2 separate regions of the Mus musculus genome follow, and region 2 is linked to region 1. A link is a loop called in an ENCODE intact Hi-C map of the cell type or tissue named here. Cell type or tissue: heart. All regions are shown on one strand. Links, peaks and the distances in the headings refer to the core of each region. The heading gives the core; the rest is flanking DNA.

Region 1 (10,365 bases), core at 882-8,881:
TGCATTGATGCACCCATTACCTTCCTCTGAACCAGCTTGCTCAGGAGGAAACAGCTGGTTTAGAGTAGCTCAAAAGAATTGTTCATGTAAGAGCAATAACCATAGTACTGTTAGGCGACTTTTCCAGTATTCTATATTTGTGTTTGTGTCCCTTGTATGTGTGACAATTGTGGCATTGATAGTTCTTTTAACTCAATCTTTGAAATCCTCCTTCATGATTAAAATGTGCACTTGAGTTATAAATCCCCATGTACCTCAGTGGCTAGACGTGCAGACTCCTTTCCCTATTGCTGTGGTTCAAAGGATAACCTGGGTCCTAAAACTTAAAAAGAATTAAAATGGTAGCATATGTGAAATGCAAAATCTCTTCTTGGCTGGTTTCTCTTGAGCTGAATACACACTCTTTGTAAAGAGATTTTTCAAAATAATCATTTACTTTTGTGCAGTGATTTCCTTATCAAACACATCAGTGCTAGAGCAGCTGTACCTCCAGCCCAGAAAGATGTTTCTGAGAAAAACTCTCCCACTTACACTCAGGTGGCCTTGCTCTCAGTTCTTGCTCCTGAGGGCAATAACATACTGTCTTCTTGATTAAGCTAGCCAAATGGTTAAATGAACTGCCTGCAGCACCACTCAGTTTTAAATGACCTGTTCGAGCCATGTAGTCAACTTTCCAGTGCAGTAAGGGGGGAAAGGATTTGCATGTGGAGCATGGCTTCTACCTTCAGACCAGAGTAGGAGGACAAGATTTTTGTGTAATTCACAGAAAGATATTTGGCACACAAACAACTCGTAGTATCACCATTATGTAGAAGTCCCTGGTTATGCCAGGGTGAGTGAACTTGTAGTTCCCCAGCATTTATTAATTCATGTCATGTGAGTGAAAGCAGATCAAACTGGTGGGCATACACATTGGGATGATTAGCTTGGTCCGATGAATATTGAATTTCCAACTAGATGTCAATATTGCCTATATGTCCAATCCACTTGCAAATTTACTTCAGCTCTGAGGGCTGAGAAACAGGCCAGTGATTTCATGTGATTGCATGTGTTAAGTTACATAACTCAGCAGCTAACATTGCTCATGGGGTGAGGTAAAACCCTATCTTCTTAACAGCATTCCCTCTGCCAGGGAATGCTCTCCTTTTTTTGAAAATTGGTGGAGATATGTGGGAACTTTTCAATGATGTTTATCTTTTTAAAGAGTTAATAATTGATTTCAGTTTTTTGTTTGTTTGTTTGTTTGTTTGTTTTGAGACAGGGTTTCTCTGTGTAGTCCTGGCTGTACTGGAACTCACTCTGTAGAACAGGCTGGCCTCGAACTCAGAAATCCACCTACCTCTGCCTCCCAAGTGCTAGTGTAAAAGTCGTTTGCCACCACTGCCCGTAATTTCAGTTTTTGAATGTGATTTCCTTTAAATGCATCTCTGCTATTGTCTCTTAATTGTTTTCATTCTCCAATACTTCCCAGTCATTAAAAATTTCTTTTCATCTTTAAAGGTGCTGTAGATTATTTATTCCTGTTTAGAGCATTATCTCTTGTACTATGGGCTGGCTCATACTCTGTAATTTAGAATTAATTTGAACTTCCAATCCTGTCTCTGCTGCCACAAGCTCGGGTGTCAGTCCTGCACCTCTCCCAGCCTGGGCTTTGACTGCATTGAAAGGAAAGATAGGCCAGTGAATGATTGTCATCCAACTTCTGTTTTCTGTTGGGACTGTCCAATGAAGCTGCACCTGTGCAAGAATTGAATTTTGTGACCAACTTTGAGATATGTTTAGTCATAGCCCAGAAAGGGTCAGGACAAAAGGAGGTGATAATATCTCTGCTTTGACAGTACTTAAGATTTGCATTGAAGTAATCAATTTTAGATGATTGATAACTGTCCTGCTGACCCATTTTTCTATCCAACCCCAGACAATCAAGTATCTGGATAAAAAGCTGAACTTGCTAAAATGTCAGATTACTGTAGTTACACTAGTTCTTCCAAGAATAATATCTAGGTAATGATTGTGTTCCTACCGAATGAGACATTTTTCCAAGTTTTAAGATGATCCTCCTGAGAGACTAGGCCTGAGTAACACTTGGTGTGCTCTAATACACTTCCCTCCTTCTGGAGAACATAATCATCAAGCCTTTTCCACTTTAAAGCTGTATTTTCCATTATACTTACAGCATTCCCACCATCTCTCTTCTGTCTCCGAATTCCTTCATAGACAATCTATTGTTTTTCATGAGGGATATTTCTCTGTGAACAACAGTTACTGTTTGAATGTGACCTATGTTTGTCTGCAGGACTTCCCAGCTATGAAGCAAATTGATGGCAGAACTAACTGTAGGTGTGTAAGAGAATGTACACATGATGTACCCTGTTCCTTGATTGAATAAATCAAGTAGACATGCTCTGGAAGACTGCAAGTTCTTCTTCATATCTAAAATTTCCCAGTCTAGGACCCTGTCTGCACCCATTGTGGAATGGCAGAGCTCAATAGGCCTGGCCTCTCTGAGTCATTTGATCTCTTCCCATCCTTAGCAGTGCTGCTACTTTCCTGAGGTCCAGCAGGGTGACCTAGATAGTGATGGACGCTGGAAAGAGCTAACACTCAGTAGCTACAGTAGGAGAAACCTTGTGGGTTCATTCTAAGATTCTCCTCTGAAGCAGCCCTACAAGCAATACTGTGCTGAGTGTGGCAGCCAGTGTTTAGGATGGTAACTTCCATGGTCAGGAAGAGCAGGTTGGCTGAGCTATCAGAATCTGATCTGCTGGGACTGGGAAGGGTTGTTAGAGAGACAGTAGTCCTGCTCATTCATGTAGTGACCTGGGCAGAGGAAAATTATACCAGTAAGTATGGTTTAACACAGAAAACAAAGGGAGTGAAAATAAAACATGGTCCAAAATTGAACTGTGAATCTATCTGTGGTCGGGGATTCTGTGTTTGTAGATAGAATAAACTCTTCTCACTGTAGATTAGGATTTTTGACAAATAACAACACAAATTGTTTAAAAGCTTGTTTTTTTGTTTTTGGTATAGTTTATTTATTTCCCCTGAAATCGTAGACTAGAATATACATTTGATACTTTATTTCACATGTCATTGCTGAATGAAAGAGTAACTCAAGCAACTTTGTTTTGTTCCTCTGTAGTATAGAAGTATATTTTCATGCCATTCATTTTAGAATCTATATGAAAGACATGCAGAAAAGGTCTCATTTATGGAAATACTACAGAAAATAACAGTTGACAGCTCATATGTAACAATTTGGACCTTATGTTTTTGTGGAACTAAACAGTTGTAGATCATAGTGAGCTGCCATGTAAATACTAGGAATGAAGCCTGCTTCTACAGTTGGTGCTCGTAACAACTGAAAGATCTCTCCTTCCTCACTAACCCAATTTCAATAAAGTAAAATATAATACCATACACAAGGTATTTGTGACAATAAGAGAATCTTTGAAAAGAGCTACAAGCAAGTCGTGGAATCGGCCTAAAAGTGAAGCCATGTGTGCTTCAGAGACAGAGGTGGAAGACTAGGGATGCCTAAGTTTATTGTAGTCAGGCAATTTCATCACTATCTGAAGAAGCTGAACAATGAACTTCATGATTTCATATTTTCCTGCTGGATTAGGTCTTGCTTTGGTCTGTTCCATCGTTGATATGCTTTGACTCTTTGTGGAATATTGTTTATTCTTAGCTTTGTATGTTGGAATCATAACAGTCTCATTGACAGTCATGAAAGAGTGTGGTAGGGTAAGAGCCAGGATTCACTCTATAAGAGTTGAAGCAAGATAATGAGTTTAGATGGGAATGTCGCCCTTTACTCCTATATTGCATACTTATTTTCCAGTACCTGGAAGTCTTTCAGAGGAGTAGGCGAAAGGTATAGGATAATCATTGTCGGGAATTTGGGTGACAGCTACCTCTATATCTAAGGTAGGAGAGGTTTGCCACCACAAATAGCAAAAAGCTCACTCAGTAAATAATTTTATTATTTAAATAAAAATAATCCACTTGTAGCTTTTGGACTCACAGTAGGTACTTTATCTACTTCACAGAGAACAGGGCCTATCTTATTTTCATCCTAATCTGTCATTTGTGCTCCCCAAGTCCTATTGCTTATTAAAGAGTGGACCTCTTAAGTAGGGGAATTAGCCCCAGGCAATGAGTTCCCTATTTGGCTAATCAATGCAAGTCAGTCAGTCCTTGAATCATATACACATATCCAATAGAAATGCAGTCAGCAAATTTTATTTATGTATTTGAGTCATCATAGTCACACATGTATATAACAAGGAAGAAACTTTCAGGGAAGAATTTAGGATGGAGAGGGGAGAAGTAAGGGGATAAATTGATTAAGGATATTTGCATATGGTTCTTAGAAAGCATAATTGGTATTCAAATATCCAAGCTTAGTAAAGACTTTGCCCTTTCAGATGCACCTAGGTGTGTCTTGGAACGGTGTATTTTGGGTGTGCCTCTGAAAGCCAAAGCCTCAAAACAAGAGAATGCTAAAAAATGGAAAGTGCCTGCCCAGTTTAAGGCAAGTTACTTGGGAGGGGTCTTGAGGTCTTTGCTGAGTGACTTGGGGCAAAGTCAGCTTGGATGGCATTGAGATGCTCTTCTGTAAAGGTGAGAAGTTTCAGCTCCCTACAGACTTGACCTGGGTCCTCCCACCACTACCTCCCCCTAGAGCTGACCTGCTGCAGCCTGCCATGGATGTAGTAAGGGAGATACAGCCTGGTTTTGTAGCAATAAGACATTTGAGCTTTCTCCTGGTGGGCACTCTCTTTGGACTCTGTCTCTATCTCTTGACTTAGAATAGCATTGTGGAAGCCGAGTGGTAAGAAATAGCAGGACACAGATAAGGCAGGATTTGAAGAAAGAGCAAAGGAGTCCTCCTGGGTTTCGGTGAGCTCAAGAGAAATGTAGACTATCTGTGTAAACCGGCATAGACAAAGAGATTTCTGAGCATCTAGCAGTTTAGTTGTACATTCAAGCTTGTAAATAGGTATTTTGCATACAGTTAAGGAAATGAAGTTAGTTCACTAGGCTAGCATGTTTTTACCAAATCTCCCACCTCATTTGACATTATTGGGAATATATATTAGAAAAATGTAAAAAGGTAAAGGTTACATGAAGTGTTGTATTATGTTCTAATTTAAATGCATAAACATTTATTTTACAAGGAAAATATAATAAACACAGATATAGTCATGATCATTGGATGTTGTTCCAGGTAATGCAGGTTGCATTCCAAAAAAACCTCAAGGCTGTAATTCAATTGCTGTAACTGAAATTCAGAGGGATATACTGCCCTCTTCTGACCACTGTAGGTAGTGCACACAGACAGGACCCAGCAAAACACATACATAAAATAAAAATAACGTATAAAATATGGAATCTTCTACAGAGATGTCACAGCCTTGAGACACACAGCATTCAGGATGCACTTCTTTCTGGTCCTACAGAGAAGCACCTGTGCCTTTCCTCTGAACCAAGTTGCTGAGTAAAAAAGCAGCCTTATTCTGAGGTTAGACTAGCTCAGCAAACCTGCTCATGTAAGAACGGTAACCACAGTGCTGTTAGATGATGTTTCCTTGATATTTTCTGTATTTGTATTCTCTGTCCATTGTATATTGGAGAGTTGTGGCATTGATACATCTTTTAAACTTACTTTTTAGATCATACATTATGGACTAGAAGATGGATTTACTCTGTAAATCTCCATCTGCCTAAGTGACTATTGTTCAAACTATAGCTGTGGCCCAAACCTAAGAGAGACTTAGGTATAACAGCATATTGGGAACTAAAAATTCTGTTCTAGGCTGGCTCTTCTTTGGGCATCAGTCAAAGATGAATGAGTGATCTTTTCCTATGAAAGGATGCTAATTCTAACTGTTATACCTCCAGCCTTTCAGAAAATTATTTCTGAGACAAGGTTTCCTATGGTGAGTCATGTAGCTCTCATTCCACTCTATTATGTCTCAGGGCAGTAACATTGCAATCCTATTGTTTAAATCAACTAAATTCTTAAGTTAACATCTGTACCACCACTGTGTTTTAAAATTATGCATTTGAGTCATGTAATCAACTGTTTACTGAGTCCATAGGAAAAGCATTTGCATGAGGGGCATAGCTTCTGCATCCTGACCAGAATAGGAAGAACTTTATTGTGTACACTAATGGGGGAAACAGGGTGGGTAATCAGCTGCTGGAGTTGCCATAATGAAAGTGCCTGATGCTGGCATGGAGGTAATTTTATAATTTTGTAGCATGTCTTAATTCATGTTGGGTAAATGAAAGCAGACTAGATCGGTAGGTGTATGATTTGTGATGTCAGTTAAGCCAGTGAATATTCAAATTGCAGTTAGGTTACTATTGTCCTATGAGATATGTGCAATCCTCATTGACATAATTAAGTCAGCTCAGAAATTTAAAACACAGGCCTTCATTGGCTGTAGTTGTGTGTGTGTCAAGTTACAGGTCTCAGCAGGCAACAATCCACATAGAAGCAAGGTCAAACAGTATTTGAAAGATGTTATTCCTTCTACCAGGAAATGGACTATTCTTTTACAAAGTCAGAATGGCTATGTGTTCTTTCAATAATATTTATGTTTTTAAAAAGTCAATTATTGGTTCCCTTTAAATGCAGCACTGCTTTGAAATCTTACTTGTATCCATTCTGTGATGTTTCCCAGGCATAAGAATTTTTTTCAATTTCTTTTACAAGTGCTGCTTAGGACAAGGTCTCCTGAAGCCCAGGCTGGGTCATGCTATGTAATTGATAATTGCCTTGAACATCTAATCCTGTCTCTAAAGCCACATGATGGGAAGATAGTCCTGCATCTCTTCTAGGCTAGGCTTTGAAGGTGAACGTTTTCCTGGTATGGCTGTACTTGACATTAGCAATGAGTATTGAGGTCACCAATTTTCCATCTTGATAATCACCTTGATTGGCCATTACTGTGGTCTGCAGACCAGGCAATTAATAATCTGGATAAAGGGGCTGGGGAGAAAGCTCAGTGGGTAAGAACACTGACTGCTCTTCCCAAGGTCCTGAGTTCAAATCCCAGCAACCACATGGTGGCTCACAACTTTTAATAATGAGATCTGGAGTGTCTGAAGTCAGCTGCAGTGTAATTATGTATAATAATAATAAATAAATCTTTGGGCCAGAGCAAGCAGGGACTAAGTTAGTGTGGCTGACCATAGTGAAGCAGAGGTCTGAAAAATTCAATTCTCCACAGCCACATGAAGGCTCACAACCATCTGTACAGCTACATTGTACTCATATACATAAAACAATAAATATATAAATCTAAAAAGATAGAATCTGGATAAAAACTGAACTTCCTGTCAACTGTTGTTGCCACCAATGCAATTATTTCAAATGACTGTAGTTACAGGAGTTCAGTTACCTAAAACCAAACAGATGGGCACTGTGAGGGGTTTTTATTATTTTCACCATTTAACATGGGAAAACCCTTCTTTACTCTGGAGGTTTTGGTTAACAAGAAATTCTGCTGTGAGCCTACATATATAAAGGATATTGAAGATGGTAGTTCTTTCTCTTTTCTTCCCACATACTGGCTTGCAAGGTCTTTTTATTTTTCTGACATTAAGGCTCCATCTTTGGAATTCTGTTACGTGCTGAACACCAGCTGAGACATACAGGAACTACTGTTTTCTTCAACTCTTCATTGGTACAGTCATTGATTTACTAGTGGGGCCACATTCTGTGAGCCATTCTTATCTATCCAATTTCTGCATACTTTGAGAGATCCATGCTCCGAGTTTTGTTCATCTGGAAAACCTTTACTAATACAGATATGTTTTTTCACCTTCCCACGTAGGAAACCGTGCTGGCTAACAACAGTGCTCCATAGTGATTGGCATCCATCCCCTGCTTTTCCCCCAGGGTTGTCTGGAGTCTCATATGTAGCAATTGCATATTAGCTGCGGTTTTCCTGATGTCAGTGTAAAATGAGAGGAGCAAACATCATATTTTATGTCCTAAAAATCTCTCTTTAATTGTAATTATCCTTGCAACCTATAGTTTATTCGGCTCCAAGTTGAATACTGTACTATGCAAGGTGTGGCTTTTGATTCCTTGGTGGAGGATGGGACAGAGTGAGGAGGAGGAAAACCGGCGGCGGCCTTGGAGGAGCAGGAAGAAGAAATTCCTGCTGAGTTCTGGATGACAGAAAGATAGACTATTGGAGGACGGGACTGAAAGAAAGTCTTGCAGATCTGAAAAGGGTCAGCTCCTGGATAAGAAACCCGAGCTGGGAAGCCCTATGCTGTGTGCCTTCAGCGCACTCTAACCGTAAGGGAGGTGCTCATGTCAATCAAGACTCACGAACCAATCAGGGCCTCCGAATAGGCCCGCCAATAGGAGTAGAGGCGTGTTCTTTAGTGTGCCTTGTTCCCCTACTCTGCATTCTCTCCGTTGCGAGCAGGCTGAAAGATTGATCTGTTGTGTTTTGATGTCTGCTGACAGGGGCCTTAGGGAATTGCCAGCGATCTACAACGTGGCGACATGGTGAGCGTGTGACCACTGCCCTTAACCGGAAGGAGCAGGAGGCTAAGTAGCTGGAGTGGGGGTGATGGGATACAGGGGACCAGCCCTGACCATTCTTGGTTCCTCTTCAGGCAGTGGAGGGGGAAGAGTGTCTGAGGTGACAAGACTTGGTTTTCAGGGATGTTTAGGGTTGCTGTTTAGTATTAAGACATTTGCCTATCTTAAGTCTCAGTCGCTTGGCAGCTGAAGCTGACCTGCCCGAGTTCCTCTGAGGCAAGGCTCTCTGGTATTTAGAGCCTCCTCTTAAAAGGCAGGGGATTAAGTGAGTAGCTTTTGTTCTATCTCCACAGAAACTGGGCTGCTCTAACTTCCAGCATGCTAGTTGAAGTCACAGGAAGAAATGTGGGACACTTTTAAACATGTCTTTAATCTTTATTTCCAAGTTCTTCTAAAAAGTTTCCTATGAAAGTTCTCTAAGGAAAGGGAGTGGGTGATTAAGTAAAGGAGTCATTGCTAGAGCCTTTCCCTCTTGTCCAGATGCCTCTTGCTTGCTAAGCTTGGGGGAAGTTTGGAGCAATAAACTTCTCTTAAACCAGGAGAAGAGAGCCACCCTCACAGTAGGAAAGACTTTTACACAAGCAAATATGGATAAACTCACATAAATTCATAATACAAATTCATACCCTTTTGGTCCAATGTATGTTGAATTTCCAACTAGAGGGGACTCCTTTGCAGATATGTCCAATCCACTTGCACATAGGGGTGAGATCAAACTGTATCTTCTCTTTTTGGTGTTTCTTATTTTTTATCTTTTTGGATTTTTTTGAGACAGGGTTCCTCTGTATAGCCCTGGCTATCCTGGAACTCACTTTGCAGACCAGGCTGGCCTCGAACTCAGAAACCCGCCTGCCTCTTCCTCCCAAGTGCGGGATTAAAGGCATGCGCCACCACTTCCTGGCTTAACTTTATCTTCTTATGTCTTTATCTCTGCCAGGGAATGGCCTGCAATTTTTCAAAATCACTCTCCTTTACCAATAACCAGACCAACACCAAATGGCTTCTCAGCTCTCTCTTCTATAGAAGATTCTGATGCTAGGAATATTTGCTCAAAGGCACATACATCCTGCTCTCTATTATACTTTTAATAAGTATGATACATTGTAGTGTGATTAGTGAGTCAAAGTCAGCTTCGTGTCTGTATCAGACCCTATCTCAAACACAGGAAATAATGAAAATTATATTTGTGATAGGCTTGCTGACTCCAGTTTTTCTTTCTTTTACAAATTAATATCAAGGTTAAAATTAGATTCCATGTTAAAAGTCACCTTCTTTTTTTGTTCGTTTGTTTGTTTTGTGACTTGTTCTTTATTTATAGTTTTGTGATTTCCACATTAGAAATGGATTCCAGCATTCCTGGTATGTTCTGTTAACTGTGTGATAGTGAACTAAGTTACTAACTGAAAAAGATTCCGATTTTCTGAGCACATGCTATGTACCTAGGCCTTGAGCGTGACTATAAAAGCACTCCCCTGCTTTTTATTAAATCGATTTCTCTTTATTCAATTTACATCCTGCTCACTGCCTTTCTCCCAGTCACCCTCCCACCCCCATAATTCTTCCTACAGTCCGCCTCCCCCTTCTCCTCTGAGTCGATGGGCCACATTGTTTTACCTAGATTTGGTAATACAATGTATTTGGTAGGACTCATGTAGTATCTTGGTTTCATAGTAACTTCAAATTTTTATTCAGATTCTTGATTGCCTCACTGTTCATTCTTTTTTTAAAAAAAGATTTATTTATTATTATATGTAAGTACACTGTAGGTGACTTCAGACACAGCAGAA
Region 2 (10,365 bases), core at 933-8,932, 160 kb after region 1:
GGCACTCTTTACACTCAATTTTTTAAATATTGATGCTCATGGCCATACTGCGGCTGAACGTCATTGTTCAGAGCCAGATAGGCCCAATGAGATGGTTAAATGGAAAAATGTCCTTGATAATAAATGGTATGGCCCGGATCCTATTTTGATAAGATCCAGGGGAGCTATCTGTGTTTTCCCACAGAATGAAGACAACCCATTTTGGGTACCAGAAAGACTCACCCGAAAAATCCAGACTGACCAAGGGAATACTAATGTCCCTCGTCTTGGTGATGTCCAGGGCGTCAATAATAAAGAGAGAGCAGCGTTGGGGGATAATGTCGACATTTCCACTCCCAATGACGGTGATGTATAATGCTCAAGTATTCTCCTGCTTTTTTACCACTAACTAGGAACTGGGTTTGGCCTTAATTCAGACAGCCTTGGCTCTGTCTGGACAGGTCCAGATGACTGACACCATTAACACTTTGTCAGCCTCAGTGACTACAGTCATAGATGAACAGGCCTCAGCTAATGTCAAGATACAGAGAGGTCTCATGCTGGTTAATCAACTCATAGATCTTGTCCAGATACAACTAGATGTATTATGACAAATAACTCAGCAGGGATGTGAACAAAAGTTTCCGGGATTGTGTGTTATTTCCATTCAGTATGTTAAATTTACTAGGACAGCTAATTTGTCAAAAAGTCTTTTTCAGTATATGTTACAGAATTGGATGGCTGAATTTGAACAGATCCTTCGGGAATTGAGACTTCAGGTCAACTCCACGCGCTTGGACCTGTCCCTGACCAAAGGATTACCCAATTGGATCTCCTCAGCATTTTCTTTCTTTAAAAAAATGGGTGGGATTAATATTATTTGGAGATACACTTTGCTGTGGATTAGTGTTGCTTCTTTGATTGGTCTGTAAGCTTAAGGCCTAAACTAGGAGAGACAAGGTGGTTATTGCCCAGGCGCTTGCAGGACTAGAACATGGAGCTCCCCCTGATATATGATATATCTATGCTTAGGCAATAGGTCGCTGGCCACTCAGCTCTTATATCCCATGAGGCTAGACTCATTGCACGGGATAGAGTGAGTGTGCTTCAGCAGCCCGAGAGAGTTGCAAGGCTAAGCACTGCAATGGAAAGGCTCTGCGGCATATATGAGCCTATTCTAGGGAGACATGTCATCTTTCATGAAGGTTCAGTGTCCTAGTTCCCTTCCCCCAGGCAAAACGACACGGGAGCAGGTCAGGGTTGCTCTGGGTAAAAGCCTGTAAGCCTAAGAGCTAATCCTGTACATGGCTCCTTTACCTACACACTGGGGATTTGACCTCTATCTCCACTCTCATTAATATGGGTGGCCTATTTGCTCTTATTAAAAGGATAGGGGGAGATGTTGGGAGCCGCGCCCACATTCGCCGTTACAAGATGGCGCTGACAGCTGTGTTCTAAGTGGTAAACAAATAATCTGCGCATGTGCCAAGGGTATCTTATGACTACTTGTGCTCTGCCTTCCCCGTGACGTCAACTCGGCCGATGGGCTGCAGCCAATCAAGGAGTGACACGTCCGAGGCGAAGGAGAATTCTCCTTAAAAAGGGACGGGGTTTCGTTTTCTCTCTCTCTTGCTTCTTGCTCTCTTGCTTCTCTCTCTTGCTTCTTGCTCTCTTGCTTCCTGCACCCTGGCTCCTGAAGATGTAAGAAATAAAGCTTTGCCGCAGAAGATTCTGGTCTGTGGTGTTCTTCCTGGCCGGTCGTGAGAACGCGTCTAATAACACCAACCCCTCTAGCAAACAGAGTAGAGCCAAGAATGTAGGTTAGCCAGTTCAGTGACTCTGTTCCAGGAACTTGACTAACCACAGGACAGATAATTACACAAGCTGCTTCAGTGACCTTTTTCCAGGAACTGGCTGACCACAAAAGTTACATTAAAACTTGAGAACAATCTTGAGAAGCAGGGAGTTTCCCCTTGTGATTTTTTCCACTGGTATTTCGGTATTTTCCAATAAAGCCCTCCCTACCCCTTTGGATTCTGGGTTTTTTTCCTGTAAATATCTCCTCTCCAACCCCTGCATGGGATTCCAGGAGTCAGCCCCAGCGCGCTGGTTCCTGTCAATAAACCTCATGTGATTGCAGCAAGGACAGTCTCTCCTGAGTTCTTGGGGGGGATTGTCTGAGGGTTTCCCCTCTTTAGGGGTCTTTCAAAACCATACGTTTGATTCTTTACATCACATGTTGTCATTCCTGACTGAAAGAGTAACTCAAACATGTTTTGTTCCCTTGTATAGAAGTATATATTTATACCATTAACTTTTGAGACCATATGACAGGATGCACAGAAAAGCTCTCATTTATGGAAATACCCAAGAAAATGCCAGGTGACAGCTCATAGGTAACTATTTAGACCTTAGGATTTTGGGGAACTATAGTTATAGATCAAGGTGAGCTGCCATGGAAATGCTAGGAATGAAGGCTGGTTCTCCAGTTGGTGCTCTTAACAACTGAAAGATCTCTCCAGCCCTACTAACCCACATTCAATAAAGTAAAATATAATACCATACACAAGGTATTTCGGACAAGAGGAGCAGCTTTGAAAAGTGCTGCAAGCACATAGTGGAGTTGGCCTACAAGTGAGACTATGTGTGCTTCAGAGACAGAGGTGGAAGACCAGAGATGCCTAAGTATATTGTAGTCAGGCAATTTCATTATCTGAAGAAGCTGAAAAATAAGCTTCATGGTTTTATATTTTTCTGCTGGATGTTGTGTTGCTTTGGTCTGTTCCTTCTTTGATATGCTTTGATTCTTTGTGGAATAATATTGTTTATTCTTAGCATTGTATGTTGGAAACATAACGCTGTCATTGATGGTCATGGAAGAGTGTGGTTGTGTAAGAGACAGAATTCATTCTCTAGGCATTGAAGCAAGATGTGGCATTTAAATGGGAATGTTGCCCTTTGCTCCTATGTTGCATACTTATTTTCCAGTACCTGGAAGTCTTTCAGAGGAGTAGGAGGAAAGTATAGGATAATCATTGTGGGGAATTTGGGTGACAGCTACCTCAATATCTAAGGTGGGAGATATTTGCCACCATAAAAAACAAAAAGCTCACTTTCAGCTTTTGGATTCAAGGTAGGTACTTTATCTACTTCACAGAGAAGAGGGCCTATCTTATTTTCATCCTAATCTGTCACTTGTGCTCCCCAAGTCCTATTGCTTATTAAAGAGGGGAACTCTTAAGTAGGAGAGTTAGCCCCAGGCAATGAGTTCCCTATTTGGCTAATCAATGCAAGTCAGTCAGTCCTTGAATCATACACATAACCAATAAAAATGCAGTCAGCAAGTTTTATTTATGTATTTGAGTCTTCATAGTCACACATGTATGTAACAAGGAAGAAACTGGCAGGGAAGAATTTAGGATGGAGAGGGGAGAAGTAAGGGGATAAATTGTTAAAGGATATTTGCATATGGTTCTTAGAAAGAGTGATTTGTATTGAAATATCCTAGCTTAGGAAGACTTTGCCTTTTCAGATGCAGCTAGGCCTGTTTTGGAAAGGTGTATTTTGGGTGTGCCTCTGAAAGCCAAAGCCTCAATACAAGAGAATGCTAAGGAATGGAAAGTGCCTGCCCATTTTGAGGCAAGTTACTTGGGAGGGGTCTTGAGGTCTTTGCTGGGTGACTTGGGGCAAAGTCAGCTTGGATGGCATTGAGATGCTCTTCTGTAAAGGTGAGAAGTTTCAGCTCCCTACAGACTTGACCCGGGTCCTCCCACCACTACCTCCCCCTGGAGCTGACCTGCTGCAGCCTGCCAAGGATGTAGTAAGGGAGATAGAGCCTGGTTTTGTAGCAATAAGACATTTGAGCTTTCTCTTGGTGGGCACTCTCTTTGGACTCTGTCTCTATGTCTTGACTTAGAATAGCATTGTGGAAGCAGAGTGGTAAGAAATAGCAGGACAAAGATGAGGAAGGATTTGAAGAAAGAGAGCAAAGGAGCCCTCCTGGGTTTCAGTGAGCTCAAGAGAAAGGTAGACTATGTAAATGGGCATAGACAAAGAGATTTCTGAGCGTCTAGCAGTTTAATTGTACATTCAAGCTTGTAAATAGATATATTGCATACAGTTAAGGAAATGAAGTTAGCTCACTAGGCTATCATGGTTTTACCAAATCTCCCACCTCATTTGACATTTTTGGGAATATATATTAGAAAAATATAAAAAGGTGGGCTGGTGAGATGGCTCAGTAGGTAAGAGCACCCGACTGCTCTTCTGAAGGTCAGGAGTTCAAATCCCAGCAACCACATGGTGGCTCACAACCATCCGTAACAAGATCTGACTCCCTCTTCTGGAGTGTCTGAAGACAGCTACAGTGTACTTACATATAATAAATAAATAAATCTTTAAAAAAAAAAAAAAGAAAAATGTAAAAAGGTAAAGGTTACATGAAGTGTTGTATTATGTTCTAATTTAAATGCATAAAATTAATTTTACAAGAAAAATATAATAAATACAGATATAGTTATGAGCATTGGATGTTGTTCCAGGTGATGCAGGTTGCATTCTAAAAAACAACATGGCTGTAATTCAATTGCTGTAACTGCAATTCAGAGGGATATAGTGCCCTCTTCTGACCACTGTAGGTAATGCACATAGACATGTTCCAGCAATAGGCTCACATAAGTAAAATAAAAATAATGTATATAACATGGAATCTTCTACAGAGATGTCACAGCCTTGAGACACACAGCATTCAGGATGCACTTCTTTCTGGTCCTACAGAGAAGCACCTGTGCCTTTCCTCTGAACCAAGTTGCTGATTAAGAAAAGCAGCCTTATTCTGAGGTTAGACTAGCTCAGCAAACCTGCTCACGTAAGAACGGTAACCACAGTGCTGTTAGGTGATGTTTCCTTGGTATTTTCTGTTTGTATTCTCTGTCCATTGTATATGGAGAGTTGTGGCATTGATACATCTTTTAAATGTACTTTTAGATCATACATTGTTGACTAGAAGGTCGTTTTCCTCTGTAAATCTCCATCTGCCTAAGTGACTATTGTTCAAACTATAGCTGTGGCCCTAACCTAAGAGAGACTTAGGTACAACAGCATATTGGGAACTAAAAATTCTGTTCTAGGCTGGCTCTTCTTGGGCATCAGTCAAAGATGAGTGAGTGATCTTTTCCTATGAAAGGATGCTATTTCTACCTGTTACACCTCCAGTCTTTTAGAAAATTATTTCTGAGACAAGGTTTCCTATGGTGAGTCATGTAGCTCTCATTCCACTCTGTTATCTCTCAGGGCAGTATCATTGCTATCCTATTGTTTAAACCAACTAAATTCTTTTTTTTTAAAGATTTGTTTATTTATTATACACTGTAGTTGTCTTCTGACACACCTGAAGAGGACGTCAGATCTCATTACCGATGGTTGTGAGCCACCATGTGGTTGCTGGGATTTGAACTCAGGACCTTTGGAAGACCAGTCAGTTCTCTTAACCACTGAGCCATCTAACCAGCCCCCCACAACTAAATTCTTAAGTTAACATTTGTACCACCACTGTGTTTTAAAATTATGCATTTGAGTCATGTAATAAACTGTTTGTTGAGTCAATAGGAAATGGATTTGCATGAGGGGCATAGCTTCTGCATTCTGACCACAATAGGAAGAAGTTTATTGTGTACACTAATGGGGGAATCAGGGTGGGTAATCAGCTGCTAGAGTTGCAATAATGAAAGTGCCTGATGCTGGCATGGAGGTAATTTTATAATTTTCAGTGTGTCTTAATTCATGTTGGGTAAATGAAGGCAGACTAGATCTATGGGTGTATGATTTATGATGTCAGTTAAGCCAGTGAATACTCAAATTGCAGTTAGGTTACTACTGTCCTATGAGATATGTGCAATCCTCATTGACATAATTAAGTCAGCTCAGAAATTTAAAACACAGGCCTTCATTGGCTGTAGTTGTGTGTGTCAAGTTACAGTTCTCAGCAGGCAACAATCCACATAGAAGCATGGTCAAACAGTATTTGAAAGATGCTATTCCTTCTACCAGGAAATGGACTATTCTTTTACAAAGTCAGAATGGCTATGTGTTTTTTCAATAATATTTCTGTTTGTAATAAGTCAATTATTGGTTCGCTTTAAATGCAGCACTGCTCTGATCTCTTACTTGTATCCATTCTGTGATGTTTCCCAGGCATAAGAATTTCTTTCCATTTCTTTTACAAGTGCTGCTTAGGACAAGGTCTCCTGTGCCCAGGCTGGGTCATGCCATGTAACTGATAATTGCCTTGTACATCTAATCCTGTCTCTAAAGCCACATGATGGGAAGACAGTCCTGCATCTCTTCTAGGCTAGGCTTTGAAGGTGAAAGTTTTCCTGGTATGTCTGTACTTGACATTAGCAATGAGTAGTGAGGTCACCAATTTTCCATCTTAATAGTCACCTTGACTGGTCATTACTCTGGTCTGCAGCCCAGGCAATTAATAATCTGGAAAAGGGGGCTGAGGAGAAGGCTCAGCAGGTAAGAACACTGACTGCTCTTCCCAAGGTCCTGAGTTCAAATCCCAGCAACCACATGGTGATTCACAACTATCCATAATGAGATCTGGAGTGTCTGAAGTCAGCTACAGTGTAATTATGTATAATAATAATAAGAAATAAATCTTTGGGCGAGAGCAAGCAGGGACTAAGTGAGTGGGACTGACCAGAGTGAAGCAGAGGTCTGAAAAATTCAATTCTCCACAGCCACATGAAGGCTCACAACCATCTGTACAGCTACAGTGTACTCATATACATAAAAAATAAATATATAAATCTAAAAAGAAAGAATCTGGATAAAAACTGAACTTCCTGTTAACTGATGTTGCCACCAATGTAATTATTTCAAATGACTGTAGTTACAGGAGTTCAGTTACTTAAAACCAAAGAGATGGGCACTGTGAATGTTTTTATTATTTTCACCATTTAAGATGGGAAAACCCTTATTTACTCTGGAGGTTTTGGTTAAGTAGAAAAAAAATTAATCTAGGCCAGAACTTCTGCTGTGAGCCTACATATATAAAGGATATTGAAGATGGTAGTTCTTTCTCTTTCTCTTCTTCCCACATACTGGCCAGCAAGGTCTCTTTATTTTTCTAGCATTAAGGCTCCATCTTTGGAATGCTGAAAAATACTAAAGACCAGCTGAGACATAAAGGCACTACTGTTTTCTTCAAATCTCCGTTGGTACAGTCATTGATTTACCAGTGGGGCCACATTCTGTGAGCCATTCTTATCTATCCACTTTCTGCATACTTAAAGATATCCATGCTCTGAGTTCTGTTCATCTGGAAAACCTTTACTAATACAGATATGTTTTTTCACCTTCCCACGTAGGAAGATGTGCTGGCTAACAATAGTGCTCCATAGTGATTGGCAACCATCCCCTGCTTTTCTCCCAGGGTTGTCTGGAGTCTCATCTGTAGCAATTGCATATTAGCTGCGATTTTCCTGATGTCAGTGTAAAATGAGAGAAGCAAACATCACATTTTATGTCCTAAAAATCTCTCTTTAATTGTAATTATCCTTGGAACCTATAGTTCATTCTGCTCCAAGTTGAATAATGTACTGTGCAAGGTGTGGCTCTTGATTCCTTGGTGGAGGAGGGGGGCGGAGCGAGGAGAAGCAGAACCGGCGGCGGCCTTGGAGGAGCAGGAAGAAGAAATTCCTGCTGAGTTCTGGATGACAGAAAGATAGACTATTGTTGGACAGGACTGAAAGAAAGTCTTGCAGATCTCAAAAGGGTCAGCATCTGGATAAGAAACCCGAGCTGGGAAGCCCTAAGCTGTGTGCCTTCAGCGCACTGTAACCCTAAGGGAGGTGCTCATGTCAATCAAGTCTCACTAGCCAATCAGGGCCTCCGGATAGGCAGGGCAATAGAAGTAGAGGCGTGTTCTTCCGTGTGCCTTGTTCCGGTGCTCTGTGTTCCTTTCCGTTTCGAGCAGGCTGAAAGCTTGGTCTGATTTGTTTTAATCTCTGCTGCCAGGGGCCTTAGGGAATTGCCAGCGATCTACGACGTGGCGACATGGTGAGCGTGTGACCACTGCCCTTAACCGGAAGGAGCAGGGGTCTAAGAAGCTGGAGTCGGGGTGACGGGATGCAGGGGACCAGCCCTGGCCATTCTTGGTTCCTCTTCAGGCAGTGGAGGGGGAAGAGTGTCTGAGGTGACAAGACTTGGTTTTCAGGGATGTTTAGGGTTGCTGTTTAGTATTAAGACGTTTGCCTATCTTAAGTCTCAGTCGCGTTGCAGCAGAAGCTGACCTGCCCGAGTTCCTCTGAGGCAAGGCTGGACGCTGCGATCTCTGGTATTTAGAGCCTCCTCTTAAAAAGACAGGGGATTAAGTGAGTAGCTTTTGTTCTATCTCCACAGAAACTGGGCTGCTCTAACTTCCAGCTGCTAGTTGAAGTCACAGGAAGAAAAGTGGGACACTTTTAAACATGTCTTTAATCTTTATTTCCAAGTTCTTCTAAAAAGTTTCCTATGAAAGTTCTCTAAGGAAAGGGAGTGGGTGATTAAGTAAAGGAGTCATTGCTAGAGCCTTTCCCTCTTGTCCAGATGCCTCTTGCTTGATAAGCTTGGGGGAAGTTTGGAGCAATAAACTTCTCTTAAACCAGGAGAAGAGAGCCACCCTCACAGTAGAAAAGACTTTTACACAAGCAAATATGGATAAACTCACATAAATTCATAATACAAATTATTATACTTTTGAGCGGTTAGTTTGTTCCAATGTATGTTGAATTTTCAACTAGAGGGGACTCCTTTGCAGATATGTCTAATCCACTTGCACAGTTACTTCAGCTCAGAGTGTTGAGAAGCTGTGTGTTAGGTTACGTCTCTCCGCAGCTCACATTGCACGTAGGGGTGAGATCTAACTGTATCTTCTCTTTTTAGTGCTTTTTGTTTTTTGTTTTGTTTTGTTTTTGGATTTTTTTTGAGACAGGGTTCCTCTGTATACCTCTTGCTGGCCTGGAACTCACTCTGTAGACCAGATTGGCCTCGAACTCAGAAACCCGCCTGCCTCTTCCTCCCAAATGCTGGGATTAAAGGCGTGCGCCACCACTGCCTGGCCTAACTTTATCTTCTTATGTCATTATCTCTGCTAGGGAATAGCCTGCAATTTTTCAAAATCACTCTCCTTTACCAATAACCAGACCAACACCAAATGGCTTCTCATCTCTCTCTTTTATAGAAGATTCTGATGCTAGGAGTATTTGCTCAAAAGCGCATACATCCTGCTATCTATTATACTTTTAATATTTATTATACATTATATTGTGATTAGTGAATCAAAGTCAGCTGTCTGTCTGTATCAGACCCTATCTCAAACACAGGAAATAATCAAAATTGTATTTGTGATAGGCTTGCAGACTCCAGTTTTTCTTTCTTTTACAAATTAATATTAAGGTTAAAATTAGATTCCAAGTTAAAAGTCACCTTTTTTTTTTTTTGTGACTTGTTCTTCATTTGTAATTTTGTGATTTCCACATCAGAAATGGATTCCAGTGTTCCTGGTATGTTCTGTTAACTGTGTGATAGTGAACTAAGTTACTAACTGAAAAAGATTCCACTTTTGTAAGCACATGCTATGTACCTAGGCCTTGAGCTTGACTATAAAAGCACTCCCCTGCTTTTTAATAAACCGATTTCTCTTTATTCAATTTACATCCTGCTCACTGCCTTCCTCCCAGTCACCCCCCCCCCCCATAATTCTTCCCCCAGCTCCCCCTCCCCTTCTCCTCTGAGTCCATGAGCCACATTGTATTACCTAGATTTGGTAATACAATGTATTTCGTAGGACTTATGTACTATCTTGGTTTCACGGTAAGTTCAAATTTTTATTCAGATTCTTGATTGCCTGGTGTGTGGACCCAAAAAATGGGCCAGTCAGATTGATTGCCTCACTGTTCATTCTTGTCTTTTTTTTTTTCTAAGATTTATTTATTATTATACATAAGTACACTGTAGCTGACTTTAGACACACCAGAAGAGGGCGTCAGATCTCATTACTGGTGGTTGTGAGCCACCATGTGGTTTCTGGGATTTGAACTCAGGACCTTCGGAAGAACAGTCAGTGCTCTTACTTGATGAGCCATCTCGCCAGCCCTCACTGTTCATTCTCAATATTACATACTGTCAAAGCAGTCAAGTTATCTACTTCCTTTTGTCCTGACCCTTTCTGGGCTGTGACTACACTACTTTCAAAGGTCCTGAACTAGAATCCTGAGCATTGAAGGTGTATAATGTGTGCCTTCAACACACTCCAACCCTAAGGAGCATGCTTATGTCACTCAAGAATCACTGGCCAATCAGGGCGTCCAGGCAGGCCAATCAGGAGAATAGGAGGGTTCT

What was found. Hi-C counts contacts between places; a loop is a spot of excess contacts. Peaks named below come from ENCODE experiments on the same cell type or tissue, not always from the same donor. Only the 100,000 strongest peaks of a DNase experiment are listed, where the experiment ranks them.
Region 2: a loop joins it to region 1, with 2.7 times the contacts of the local background. A loop is called at or near these places in 5 of 42 quality-filtered maps.

Annotation. Positions count from the first base shown.
Region 1 is chr13:62,622,215-62,632,579 of GRCm38, reverse strand. It overlaps 6720489N17Rik (RIKEN cDNA 6720489N17 gene), which reads left to right and starts at 8,398. Exons shown (of 3, transcript NM_173381.1): 1 at 8,398-8,542. The coding sequence starts at 8,540. In heart, for the core only: a CTCF peak has its summit at 5,312 (motif pointing left); a DNase peak (open chromatin) is centred at 8,409; H3K4me3 peaks cover 895 bases; H3K27ac peaks cover 735 bases.
Region 2 is chr13:62,464,385-62,474,749 of GRCm38, reverse strand. Zfp935 (zinc finger protein 935) reads left to right here and starts at 7,938. Exons shown (of 4, transcript NM_178875.4): 1 at 7,938-8,043. The coding sequence starts at 8,041. In heart, for the core only: a CTCF peak has its summit at 4,601 (motif pointing left); a DNase peak (open chromatin) is centred at 7,859; H3K4me3 peaks cover 884 bases; H3K27ac peaks cover 531 bases.